Regions from separate parts of the Homo sapiens genome. Here region 1 is linked to region 2. The links are chromatin contacts, found by Hi-C or POLR2A ChIA-PET in ENCODE. All regions are on one chromosome and are shown on one strand. The core of a region is the stretch at or near the end of the contact, and the rest is flanking DNA. Distances in the headings are between cores, read along the strand shown.

Evidence for each region. A loop is a pair of places that touch in the nucleus more often than their neighbours do. ChIA-PET counts read pairs that join two places held with the same protein, here RNA polymerase II (POLR2A). Pooled maps may share reads with other maps.
Region 1: a map of chondrocyte shows a loop between it and region 2 (2.1-fold over the local background). The contact joins two enhancer-like sites. A Hi-C loop is called at or near these places in 5 of 168 maps with a recorded cell type or tissue (Right ventricle myocardium inferior, chondrocyte, endothelial cell of hepatic sinusoid and 2 more), 1 of 37 single-sample maps with no recorded cell type and 1 of 50 pooled maps. POLR2A ChIA-PET finds 5 or more read pairs at or near these places in 4 of 52 experiments (A673, MCF 10A, activated naive CD8-positive, alpha-beta T cell and 1 more).

The regions. Positions count from the first base shown.
Region 1 is chr3:27,665,408-27,669,737 of GRCh38, forward strand. No RefSeq gene overlaps it. Among named protein-coding and RNA genes, the nearest start is that of LINC02084, 45 kb to the right of the region's middle. RefSeq lists a silencer at 1,448-1,497. Within about 2 kb of position 1,532, at least 3 of the 41 ENCODE cell types and tissues checked have a DNase peak (open chromatin) inside an H3K27ac peak, as active enhancers do.
Region 2 is chr3:27,556,993-27,561,259 of GRCh38, forward strand. No RefSeq gene overlaps it. Among named protein-coding and RNA genes, the nearest start is that of SLC4A7, 75 kb to the left of the region's middle. Within about 2 kb of position 3,004, at least 5 of the 41 ENCODE cell types and tissues checked have a DNase peak (open chromatin) inside an H3K27ac peak, as active enhancers do.

The DNA.
Region 1 (4,330 bases), core at 282-2,781, 110 kb after region 2:
TCCAATCTCATTTACCAAAAGGATAGATGATAATTTCTAATAAAATCACAGCCCCGCCAGGCACAGTAGCTCATGCCTGTAATCCCAGCACTTTGGAAGGCTGAGACGGGAGGATCACTTGAGTCCAGGAGTTCGAGACTAGCCTGGGGAACAAAGCAACACTTTGTCTCCAATACAATTTTAAAGTTAGCTGTGTGTGGTGGTGTGGCTGCAGTCCCAGCTACTCAGGAGGCTGAAGTGAGAGGATTGCTTGAACCCAGGAGGTCAAGGCTGCAGTGAGCTGAGATCATGCCACTGCATTCCAGCCTGGGTGACAGATTAAGACCCTGTCTCAAAAAAAAAAAAAAAAATTCACAGGTCCAAAATGGCTAAAAAAAGGTATATTGTAATATTCCTAATAAAATATTACATTTTATTGTATTTTTATTACATATTTTATTACATGCTTGTAATAAAATATATTGTAATAAGACCTGCTGAATAAGGAAAATAGTATTTGGGGCCGGGCACGGTGGCTCACGCCTGTCATCCCAGCACTTTGGGAGGCCAAGGTGGGCAGATCACCTGAAGTCAGGAGTTCGAGACCAGCCTGGCCAACATGGTGACACCCAGTCTCTACTAAAATATACAAAAAAATTAGCCAGGCGTGGTGGCGTGCACCTATAATTCTAGCTACTTAGGGGGCTGAGGCAGGAGAATCGCTTGAAGCCGGGAGGCGGAGGTTGCAGTGAGCCGAGATCATGCCACTGCACTCCAGCCTGGGCAACAGAGAGAGACTCTGTCTCAAAAAATAAAATAAAATAAATATAAAAAACCAGGAAAAAAAAGAAAAAAGGAAACTAGTATTTGGAACATAATATGTAGCTCAGAACTTCCAGCAATTATATGATGTCCACTGTCCATTAGTAGAAAAAATAAGCCACAGTTCATGAAGAAACAGAAGCTTTTCCTGGTACTGAGTTCTCAGAATCTATCACTAGACTCTTACTTATTGTAATGAAGTCTCCCACAGCTGTTTTTACAGGAAATGCAAACTTGTCTCCCATGTGACTTTGGCGAAAGACCCAGTAAACAACAACAGTCCTGAAAGCACAAAGCTACAGGAATAAGTCCTCCCAGCCCTATCCTCTACTCAAGGTCTGAATGCAACACACCTGTGGCTTGTTTCTGGCTCAACAATAATCTTTTCCTCACAAAGCAGCTCTTAAGCACTAAGCAGGGCTTCCTGTCACTAATCCCCAAAACATTTCTATGGGATAAAAACAGGAGACCAAGGGTAGACTCCTGCTAATTTAGAAACATTTTAAAAGATGGCTTGGGTTCAGTCTGCTCATTCCTCCCTGCCTCTACCACCACAAACCTAAAGAAAACAAAATTCCTACAGAAAAGCAAACTGTAAAACTCACAACCGCAGCATGAAATGAGGAAGCAATGGGGTGCAGCACAAACTGTAATGTGGAAATGCTACACAGCGTCTCTCTGCTGCCTCCCACCAGCCAGGGCCGGGCTGGGAGCCAGGTCTGAGAAATAGTAGCACATGCTGCCACTCTTTTTGTGGATGGTTGCCATGGCAACCTGCCTCTGTTCAAATGCTGAGCATCTTTCAGCAGTCTCATCCTTATGCTCTTCTGGCCTGGAAGGGAAGTATTAGAAAGAAGGTAGTATGGGGGGGTTGGGGGAATACCAATGAGGGTATATGAAACAAATAGATTGTTGGAGGATCAGGTAAGATGCCTCCCGTTATACTGGAAGTCTCAAGAAAGGGGTGGAAGATGGGTGGGCTCTCGATGTAGGTCCCACCCTATTTTCTGCAGCAATTTCAGTCATTCATTCATTTACCCACTTGCTCATTCTTACATTAAACTAATTTTATGGAGCACCAATCATACTCCAGGCATTATACTGGGCATTGGAGGTTTAATGATGAAAAAGATACCATCCCCCCCCCCCCCACAGGGAGCTCACAGTTCACATGGGAGATAGGAGATACACACACACACATGCGTGCACACACACACACTCAATTAATCATGATATAATGTTATAAGTGCAGAAATAGACATACATAAAAAATATTACAGACTTGAAAAACCAAGTGCAATTAATTCTTAGAGTTGAGTGTAAGGAGCTGATAAGAGAAAACTGCATAGAAAGGTTAATACTTGAGTAGGGTCTTGAAGGAGTTTGTTAAATGGAAAAAAAAATTGTCCAGACAGGGCACAACACAAACACTTGTGGTATGTTCCACATGGGATGTATCAAACAACCACCAATAATAACAGCACTTGCAGAGTGCTCAGCTACTGTTCTGTGTGCTTTATATGTATTATCTCAGCTAACCCTCACAGTGACTCTGTAGAGGAGGTATTGCTGTGCCATTTTACAGAGGCACAGATAAGTAAAATAACTTGCCTAAAGTTACACTGGTATTTGATATTGGGTGGGAGAACCAGGCTTCTGGCTCCAAAGTTCATGTGCTTAATCTCAGCCTTATGCTTATCCCATTGTTCTGGGAAGGCAAGGTCACAGGATATACATGGGGAAAGAGGAGAAACAACAGTTGAGACTGCTGGGAAACAAAGATGAGGGGTAAATTATCATGCCCTCAAATGCCATTTTAAAAAATCTGAAATTTGTGTTTTGGTCATGAGAAGCCATGATGGTGTTACAATGAAAATGGTATTATTATGGTGATTCTGGAATTCACGTGTAGGATAGAATGGAGGAGAAACAGACTGACGATTTCAACAGCAGGAACAGGAAGAGAAAGGAAGGGGAAGATCGCATGTAGTTTAAAACAAGGCAAGGCCCGTGTCATTTGGTTCATCACAGAGCCTGGTATACCACAGGCATTCAATAAATATTGGTTAAATAAATGTTTCAAAGTTGTCTTATTTGGCTTTACCTGAAAGCAAATTCTGAAATAAAAGTTCCCATATGAGAGTTTATTTAGGAAGTGTGGGGAATACCAGCAGATTAGAGAAGTAAGACAGGGAAGGAAAGGCAGCCAATAAAGGCCGGGCACTGTGGCTCATGCCTGTAATCCCAGCACTTTGGGAGGATGAGGCAAGTGGATTGTTTGAACCCAGGAGTTTGAGAGCAGGACGAAATGATTAAACTTTTTCTCTACAAAAATACAAAAATTAGCTGGCTGTGGTGGTGCATGCCTGTAGTCCCAGCTACTCAGGAGGCTGGGTGGGAGGATTGCTTAAGCCTAGGAGGCGAAATTTGCAGTTAGCCAATATCGTGCCACTACACTCCAGCCAGGGTGACAGAGTGAGACCCTGTCTCAAAAAACAAACAAACAAAAAACCCCAGAAAACAAAAAGGAGGTATAGAGACAGCTTAGTGTTTGAGTTATTTGAACATGTCTGTGATTGACTGATCCCTGGCTGCTGTCACTGGCTGAGACTCAGCTATTTGTTATAAAAGTATATTTCTAAGTTAAGCTTTCAGTTAGTTTAAATACTAAGTTGGTTGCAGTTTGTTCAGTAAGGAGTCAAGTACTGAGGCATCTTCAGGCCAAATTTAGTTTAATTTAACCATTGGGGGAATGTGTTCTTAGTGGTGAGAAGTTGGTGTTTTAGACTCTTGGATTTTATTATTTGGGTGAACTCCAGAAAACTTCCCAAATATTATGGGTGGCTTTTGTAGAAGGTTAATTATATTATTCAACGTTGAAAGCTGAAACTCCATCAAGTAATATTTATAACAAAGATTGAGTAGAAAAGACGGAGGAAGGAGAAGGAAGAGGAAGAGAAAAAAGTGAAGGGAGAAAGAAGGGGAGAGAAAGACTACTACTAAAATCGGCATCACAGGTCCCAAAGCCAGCTCTTGTATCTGAATGTGCAAAACTTGACTAGTGTCTAAAGTTTCTAAACAGTGAGAATGAGATATTAACACGCGATTTGTTTTTCTGGCTAATCATGAAGTTCTCATCTGAAGAAAAATTTCTACTCATTCCCACCTCCCCTCCCACCCTACTCATCTCAGCATCTTTCCCACCTTCCCACCCCACTGAGATCTTGTCTACCCAAGATTTTCTGTTTCTTATCACAATTGCATTCTATGAAGGTAGGTCTTCCTCTATTTCCCAATTTGAACAGATAAAAAGTAATGATTCCTAAACTTGCAATGCAACTGTGTCTGCCCCAGGGAAGGATCAAAGGAAATTAGCCCACAGAGTCTGTTCTGTTATACAAAAACCATGGGTTTTTGTTCCAAAGCGTGACTCTAGGGGTACCGCAGAGACTGATGCCATGGCTATGTGGTTAGAGCATGAGTAAGTACCTCAGAAAGCATGATGTCATCAATGCACTTTTCAAGCCTT
Region 2 (4,267 bases), core at 1,754-4,253:
ATTTCTTTTCCAACAACTCGAGTTAATATCAGCAACATGAGATCCCAGACTGTGTTCTTTTTATTAGTTTGGAAAGAATGACTAATCCCTGTATTCTATTCTTGGAAACTGTTATTTTCACCAACTTAGGAAGAATGGACTAATACTAATAGTATCTAACATTTATAGCACTTTCACAGTTTACAAAGTCTTCTTCCATATAATCCTCACAGCAGTTCCGAGCCGAAGTGACTTGCCATGGCTCACCTGTAGCTAAGTGGCACAGCTAGGATATAAACACAGGTTTTCTGAATCTGGCCTTCAGTTCTAACTGTGCACTGGACAGGGCATGTAATGGTAGCTGCTGAAACTAATGACATCCATGTTTCAGTGGTGGAACGCAGTAAAGTTGATTCCTCATTCTTGTCACAGCAATATGGGTTGATGGGGCTGGGGATTCTGCTCCATGTAGTCACGCAGAGACTCATGTTCTTTCTACCTGTGCATTAATATCTTCTACATGTGGCCTCCAAAGCTACTAGAGAATGGGAAATAGTGGGAGATCACACATGGGAGCTTTTTATGGGCCAGGCCTGGAAATGGCTCACATCACTTTTGCTCATGTCCTTTGGCCAAAACCCAATCTCAGCAAGGAAGGCCAAGATGTAATTCAACTGTTTTCCCAGATCCACAGCCTTGGGAAAGTAGAACTGAGAACTTTGTCTTTTAGTACTTTAGTTTATCAGGCCTCCGTGAAGTCCCTTCTGCTGAGGAGGCCATGCTGAGCAGTCTCTGGAAGTTTTTTATTTTCCTTCCCATGTGATCCTTTTGCTTCTCTGAGCTCCCAGAACTCCTCTTTCTTTATTCCTCCTACTTTTCAAACCTTTCTCAGAGGCTGTTTTAAGATATATAATGTTATCTTCTTATTTTCTGTAACTTTTCACTTGTGTATTTCTCCCTGACATGAAACATAAACTCTTTAAAAGCAGAATTGTATCTACTATTGCAATACTGTGAGATACATTTCCTCTAGTCACCTTAATCAACCCTCCACTTCATCCAAAGAAATTAAATTCTGCCAAAATTGATGGAGGCTTATTATGTACAAGGTGCTATGCTTGGTGCCATTGGAAGAAGCAAAGAGGAATTAGGAATGGGTCTTTAAAAGCTTGTAAAAAAAAAAGGCTATACGTGAAAGTACAATCAAGAATGTAGAAATACACTGATAAGAAAATATAGTTGGAAGAGGCTGATTCTGAATTGACGGAAAGGGGACTGGAAAAGTTTTCACTGAAGAAATTATAAACATGATAGAAGTAGCTAGCAGTTGTCGAACTTTTCCTATAAGCCAGGCACTGTATTGGAGTGTTTTATATATGTCACACCATGTCATTCTCATAACAATCTTATGAGAGGGCACTGTCATTGTTCCCATTAACCAAATAAGAACAAACATGGGGAGAATTTGCTATAAAGGACGTTTCTGGGTCAATTGGTGAGATGTCAATATGGACTGTAGATTAGATAGATAATCGTATTATTGTATGAATGCTAAATCTCTTGATTTTGATCATTATTTTCTGGTTATATAAGGAATGTCCTTGTTTTTTTTTTTTTTGAGAAGGAGTCTCGCTTTGTTGCCCAGGCTGGAGTGCAGTGGTGTGATCTTGGCTTACTGCAACCTCTGCCTCCCAGGTTCAAGCAATTCTCTGCCTCATCCTCCCAAGTAGCTGGGATTACAGGCGCTCGCCACCACGCCCAGCTAATTTTTGTAATTTTAGTAGAGACTGGGTTTCACCATCTTGGCCAGGCTGGTCTTGAACTCCTGACCTTGTGATCCACCTGCCTCAGCCTCCCAAAGTGCTGGGATTACAGGCATGAGCCATTGCACTTGGCCAGGAATGTCCTTGGTTTTTTTTTTTTTTTTTGGAGGTGGAGTTTCACTCCTGTTGCCCAGCAACCTCTGCCTCCCGGGTTCAAGCCATTCTCCTGCCTCAGCCTCCCGAGTAGCTGGGATTACAGGCATGTGCCACCATGTCCGGCTAATTTTGTATTTTTAGTAGAGACGGGGTTTCTCCATGTTGGTCAGGCTGGTCTTGAACTCCTGACCTCAGGTGATCTGCCTGCCTCGGCCTCCCAAAGTGCTGGCATTACAGGCGTGAGCCACCTTACCCAGCCGAATGTCCTTGTTAATAGGAAATTTACTCTGAAGTATTTAGGAATAAAGGGGCATGATGTCATAAATTTCCTCTCAAATACTTCAGAAAACTGTAATAATTAGATGTGTGTGCATTCATGTGTATGGAGAGAGAGAGAGAGAAGGAAAGAATGATAAAACAAATGCAGCAAAATGTTAACAATTGGTGACATATGGCAGGTTGGGCTGCTATAACAGAATACCACGGACTAGGTGGCTTACACAACAGAAGTCTATTTTTTTTATAGTTCTGGAGGATGGAGGTCCAAGATCAAGGTACAGCATGATCAGGTTCTAATAAGAACTCTCTTCCTGGCTTACAGATGGCTGTCTTCTTACTGTGTTCTCACATGGCAGGGGGGTAGCAAGTTCTCTGGTGCCTCTTCTTCTAAGGGCACTAATTCCATTATGAGACCCAACTCTCATGACCTCATCTAAACCAAATCACCTCCTAAAGGCACCAGGCTAAATACCATCACACTGAGGGTTGGGGCTTTAACATATGAATTGTGGGGAGACACCATTCAGTCCATAGCAGTGAGTGATGGGTATAGTGGAAATTTTGTACTATTTTTGCTACTTCCTGTAAGTTTAGAATTATTTAAAAATAAGAAGGTAAAAGAAAAAAGAAAAAACATTGGCATAAAGTGTTTTACCCAGGTCACGCAGCTGGTGAGTGGTAGGAAATGGTCTTTTCCTATGTTCTTTAGAACCCACTCTCTTAGATGCTGCACGGACACAGATGCTTTGTGACTTCTCATATCCTCTGGCATGGTCCACCTCCTCAATCATACCGCAGCTGAGGACAAACTAGGCCCTCCCCCTTGGCTAGTGCTCTGCAGCTGGATCAAGCAGACGCTCTTCCAGAATGTCTGGCTTCTCCCACTGCTTCCGGATTTGGATGAAATGCTGTGCTGCAGGGCATAGGATCAGATAGGCAAAAGGAAAGAATGATGCAAGCAGGAATGCAAGGTAGTTTCTGCCTGCAGAGCAAACTTTCGCCAATTAGGGCCGTGTGCAGTGGCTCATGCCTGTTATTCCAGCACTTTGGGAGGCCAAGGTGGGCGGATCACCTGAGGTCAGAAGTTCCAGACCAGACTGGCCAACGTGGCTCTACTAAAAATACAAAAATTAGCTGGGCGTAGTGGTGGGCGCCTGTAATCCCAGCTACTCCGGAGGCTGAGGCAGGAGAATTGTTTGAACTCTGGGAGGCAGAGGTTGCAGTGATCCGAGATCGCGCCATTACACTCCAGCCTGGGTGACAAGGTGAGACTCTGTCTCAAATAAAACAAAACAAAACCGCAACAACAAAAAACACACTTTGGCCAACTGGAAGCGGGAGACAGGGTTTCGTCTACCTTCCTCTCTTCCACGGACAACCTCAATGTGAGAGAAGTTCTGTGTGCTGAGCACGCACCCGCACAACAGAGTAAAACATTACTTTATATTGCAATTTTATATTATTATTGCACTTTATATATTACCTTAATATAGTATTATAATATTATAATTATATAACATTAATATATATTAATATATAATATATACATTATATTATTGCACTTTATATTGCACTTTATATATTACTTTATATTGTGCAATATATTACTTTATATTGTACAACAGAGTAAAACATTACTTTATATTGCTCCACATCTTTTCTTGCCCCACTTCCCCTTTTCCCCATCCCAGCTGCTGTGGGTTTGCACTTCTCAAAGGAAGCATTAGCACTTTAATCCCTGCCTTGGGCTCTGTTTTCTAGAGTACTAGGGCTAATTAGAGAAAAAAAAAAAAAAAAAAAAAAAGGGCCGGGCACGGTGGCTCCTGCCTGTAATCCCAGCACTTTGGGAGGCCGAGGGGAGGCGGGCGGATCACGAGGTCAGGAGATCGAGACCATCCTCGCTAACATGGTGAAACACCATCTCTACCAAAAACACAAAAAATTAGCCGGGCGTGGTGGCAGGCGCCTGTAGTCCCAGCTATTCAGGAGGCTGAGGCAGGAGAATGGCGTGAACCTGGGAGGCGGAGCTTGCAGTGAGCTGAGATTGGGCCACTGCACTCCAGCCTGGGTGACAGAGCAAGACTCTGTCT